Regions from separate parts of the Homo sapiens genome. Here region 1 is linked to region 2. Evidence: chromatin loops called from intact Hi-C (ENCODE). Cell type or tissue: prostate gland. All regions are shown on one strand.

The links. A loop is a pair of places that touch in the nucleus more often than their neighbours do. Peaks named below come from ENCODE experiments on the same cell type or tissue, not always from the same donor. Only the 100,000 strongest peaks of a DNase experiment are listed, where the experiment ranks them.
Region 1: it touches region 2 in a loop (2.6-fold over the local background); 22 of 110 quality-filtered maps call a loop at or near these places.

What each region holds. Positions count from the first base shown.
Region 1 is chr16:20,912,920-20,915,419 of GRCh38, reverse strand. The region is part of intron 1 of LYRM1 (LYR motif containing 1); the gene reads right to left. Among named protein-coding and RNA genes, the nearest start is that of LYRM1, 13 kb to the right of the region's middle. In prostate gland, no CTCF peak of the experiment used is centred here; a DNase peak (open chromatin) is centred at 1,509.
Region 2 is chr16:20,798,242-20,800,741 of GRCh38, reverse strand. It overlaps ERI2 (ERI1 exoribonuclease family member 2), which reads left to right. Exons shown (of 9, transcript NM_001142725.2): 6 at 340-440; 7 at 704-785; 8 at 1,391-1,479; 9 at 1,675-2,500. Among named protein-coding and RNA genes, the nearest start is that of ERI2, 7.0 kb to the left of the region's middle. In prostate gland, a CTCF peak has its summit at 982 (motif pointing left); no DNase peak of the experiment used is centred here.

The sequences.
Region 1 (2,500 bases), 110 kb before region 2:
GGTGCAATCTCGGCTCACTGGAAGCTCCGCCTCCCGGGTTCACGCCATTCTCCTGCCTCAGCCGCCCGAGTAGCTGGGACTACAGGCGCCCGCCACCACGCCTGGCTAATTTTTTGTATTTTTAGTAGAGACAGGGTTTCACCGTGGTCTCGATCTCCTGACCTCGTGATCTGCCCGCCTCGGCCTCCCAAAGTGCTGGGATTACAAGCGTGAGCCACCGTGCCCAGCTGATGTACAGTTTTTTAATTAAGACCTTTAATTAGTCTAGAAATAATTGCTCTTTCTCAACAAATCTGTTGGGTAGCATTGCTGAAACCATCTAATAGAAACACCGTATCTCTCAACTGGCTTTGTAATTCATCCCGAGGTTGAGGGTTGCTTAACCACATCGTTTGCCATGGTGGCCACATTTATGAACACGGCAAAACCAAAGCTCACACTTATTATTCTTTAAGCCAGTCCAGTAAAATTATATTACTCACCTGAATGCCTAGGTGAAGGCATATTTTTGATAACTGAATTTTCTAGTTAAGGGAGAAATGGAATTTAATCCACTGGTTACAAACTCAAGTGCCTCTGCGGCCTGGCAGGTAATATAAATGAGAGGACTTGCTTGGATGGGGACAGTGGCCACCTGGACAGGAAATGCCCCCTTGAAAGGGAACAGTTGCCATTCAGCTCCAGCCAGCAGCTGCCATGTAGAAAGAAGTGCCTAGGAATGCCAGATTTCCTGATAGCTTAAAAATAGGTGGCAATCCAGATTTTAAAAATATGACATCTCAAAAAAACACACTAAGTCATTATTTTTGAAAATGTGAGGCCAGGCGTGGTGGCTCACGCCTGTAATCCTAGCACTCTGGGAGGCTGAGGCAAGTGGATTGCTTGACCTCGGGAGTTCAAGACTAGCCTGGGCAACATGGTGAAACCTTGTCTCTACTAAAATACAAAAAAAAAAAAAAAAAAATTAGCCAGGTGTGGCGGCATGTGCCTGTAGTCCCAGCTACTTGGGAGGCTGAGTCAGGAGAATTGCTTGAACCCCAGAGGCAGAGGTTGCAGTGAGCCAAGATTGCACCATTGCACTCCAGCCTGGGCAACAGAGTGAAACTCCGTCTCCAAAAAGAAAAAAAAAAAAAAAAAAAAAAGTGACGACTGTACAGGCCAAACAAAATGAGTCTGTAGGCTCAGTTCCACCCAGAGGTTGTCAGGTTGCAACCTCTCTTTTAGTCTGTCACAACCTTTTTGGAAATATTTCTCAAAATCGTTGGTCTACTTTCTTGTCCAATAAGTATAATTAAAAATCTTTCTGATGACTGGCCGGGTGCAGTGGCTCATGCCTGTTATCCCAGCACTTTGGGAGGCTGAGGTGGGTGGATCACGAGGTCAGGAGATTGAGACCATCCTGGCTAACACGGTGAAACCCCGTCTCTACTAAAAATACAAAAAATTAGCTGGGCGTTGTGGTGAGTGCCTATCGTCCCAGCTACTCAGAAGGCTGAGGCAGGAGAATGGTATGAACCCGGGAGGCGGAGCTTGCAGTAAGCTGAGATCCGGCCACTGCACTCCAGCCTGGGTGACAGAGCGAGACTCTGTCTCAAAAAAAAGAAAAAAAAAAAATCTTTCTGATGACTGAAGATCTCAAGGCCCCTCTGGGTTTTTAGTCTCAAACATCAGTTTTAATTTCAGAAGATGTGGCCAAGAGAGAACGGACGTAGGTATATTCTGTAAAGCTAATTGTATTTTTCAAAAGCATAATTCCCAGTATCTTTAAATTCTTATTACAAAATATTTCAGATACAAAAAGATATAGAGGCCAGGTACAGTGGCTCATGCCTGTAATCCCAGCAGTTTGGGAGGCCGAGGCAGGTGGATCACTTGAGGTAAGGAGTTCAAGACCAGCCTGGGCAACATGGTGAAACCCAGTCTCTACTAAAAATACAAAAATTAGCCAGGTGTGGTGGCAACCACCTGTAATCCCAGCTATTTGGAGGCTGAGGCACGAGAATCACCTGAACCCAGGAGGTGAAGGTTGCAGTGTGCCAAGATCACGCCACTGTATTCCAGCCTGGGCAACAGTGACTCTGTCTCCAAAAAAAAAAAAAAAACAAAGAAAAGATACTGAGACCAATATAATAGCCATACAGTTACAACAGACCTTAAAGAATAAATTATGTATCCAGTAGAAACCCCCACTGTACCCCTTCCAAATAACATTTCCCTTCCTCTCCTAGAAGGAATCACTATGCTGAATTTATTGTTTATTGTGCATATCTTTACACATAACATTTATAGTATTGCTTTGCAAGTTTTATTTATTTATTTAATTATTATTATTATTATTATTATTATTATTTTTGAGACAGAGTTTCGCTTTTGTTGCCCAGGCTGGAGTGCAATGGCGCAATCTCGGCTCACTGCAACCTCCGCCTCCCAGGTTCAAGTGATTATCCTGACTCAGCCTCCCAATTAGCTGGGATTACAGGTGCGCACCATCACGCCTGGC
Region 2 (2,500 bases):
ATATTTGGTTTCCAGTTACTATAAAATGTTTGGTTTCTCAATAACATTAATATTTTCCTAGAATATAGAAAATATAGTCCTTGTAATTTAACATGTTACTCTTCTTTCTGAAATAAGGTTTTACTGGGTGTTTAAGAAATCATTTTGAAATTTAGTCATCAACCTAACTTGTTAATAGTAAGTTATATAAAGTGAATAATTTTTAGATATTAGCAGAGCAATGAAATCATACTGTTCTATTTTATATGATCTTCTAGCATTCTATTTGTAAATGGTGGCAGCATAAGTAAAAAATGCTGGCATCATTGACTTTGTTCTATTTTAATGTACCTAATGCAGACTGGGACTTGGGGGTTTGCCTGGAGTATGAGTGTAAAAGAAAGCAGCTGTTAAAACCTGTGTTTTTAAATTCTTGGATTGATCTCAGAGCAACTTACAAGGTAATGGTAAAAAATGGGGGCATGTTTACTTTTTTCTATGGAAAAATGATTAACTTTTATCCTACACATGGGCATGGGTTTCTGCAAAGAAGATACTTTCTTTTGTACTGGTCACATAAATGCATTTCTTAAAGTATTTAAAAACAACACACAAAAAATAAGCACATTCTAAATCTAATAGAACTAAAAATTATGAAAAGTGTTTAATACATAGTCTTTAAAATAGTAATCTTCTTTTAAATATATCTTTTTTTATTGGTTAGCTTTTCTATAGGAGAAAACCAAAAGGACTAAGTGGTGCCTTGCAGGAAGTAGGAATAGAATTCTCAGGACGAGAACATTCTGGTTAGTATACATTAAAAATTATGTAAGCCATTTGACTTTTAAAAAATACTTCATATGAATTTCATTTTTTGGTAATGTCATTAGTAAGGGATATCTTCAGCCTAAAAAAAAAAAACTCCTAATCTAAACAATTCACATTGTTTCTAAGACTTTCAAATTACCACTTTCATAAACTATTGTAAGATACACTGCCATCTAGTGGCTTTCTAGTTGCTAAGAAGAATGAAAAGAATGAGCCAAATCAAATGGAGATTAAACAAGTGCTCAAATAATAGAATGGACTAGTGAAAAAACTGAACAAGACTATTAGATTATTCACAAATCCTGGTTCCTGCAGAACGCTGGCCACATTTTGGGGAACTGTCTAATACATTTTCATATCCTCCTCTATAAATGTGGACGAGCTTGTCTTTCACTGGTAATGCTGCCATAGCCTTCCACTTCCAAGACCAGTTTATCATGATTAAAATTAGTAGATGGTCATAAAACTAAAACTGTGTTCCAATTTCTACACAAGTGGTGTTTTTCTTTTTAAGTTATTTCTTTAGTACTAAGGAAATAGTACTAGTACCACTAAATTCAGTGTTTGATATCTGTATCCTCAGGGTTGGACGATTCTCGGAATACTGCCCTTCTTGCTTGGAAAATGATCAGAGATGGTTGTGTAATGAAAATTACAAGGTCGTTGAACAAGGTTAGTAGTGTCTTGCCTTTTTATTCTGTCATCTCAAACTTCATAAACAGTCATACGTTCTTTGAAACGTAGATTTAATGTGTGCAGTCATTTATAAATCAATGACATTTCTCTTTTTTGTCATAAAACTGTATACTGAAGAAATTAACGAATGCACAGTTTCTAAAGCTGTTGCATTTGTCTGTGGAATCATAGGTTCCCACTAAGAAGAATTTCAGCATTCTGGCCAGAAATTTGAATACAATTCAAGTTGAAGAAATGTCTGCCTGTAACATTAGCATCCAGGGTCCCAGCATATATAATAAGGAGCCTAAAAATATAATAAATCCTCATGAAAAAGTTCAAATGAAGTCAATTTGTGCAAATTCTCCTATAAAGGCACAACAGGATCAATTACAAGTAAAAAACAATATAAAAGCAAGTCTTCACAATGTCAAAAGTTCCTTACCTCTTTTTAATACTAAGTCCTCTACTTCTGTGGGGCAGTTGCAGTCTCCTACCTTGAATTCACCTATCTATATGCAAAAGCAAGGAAAAAATGAACATCTTGCATTTAATACCAAATCTAAGGCTTCAACAGTTGGTTCAGAATTGGTACTTGTTTCTACCACCGTTCCAACTGTTCATCATGTTTCTGATTTGGAAATGAGCTCTACTCTGGACTGTTTACCTGTGTTGGCTGATTGGGAGGATGTGGTTTTACTGCCAGCATCTCAGCCTGAGGAAAACGTAGACTGTACAGTTCCCATTAGTGACTCAGACTTAGAGATTTCATTTAATTCTGGAGAAAGATTAATGGTTTTGAAAGAATTGGAAATGTCAAGTCATGAAAACTTTGGAGACATAGAGGAAACTCCTCAAAAATCTGAGACTTCTAAGTCTATTGTGTACAAGAGTCCTCACACTACTATTTATAATGTAAAAGAAGCCAAAGATCCAGGTTCAGATATTTCTGCCTTTAAGTTACCTGAACACAAATCAAGTACCTTCAACAGAGTTAATGCCAATATGTCTCATCCTT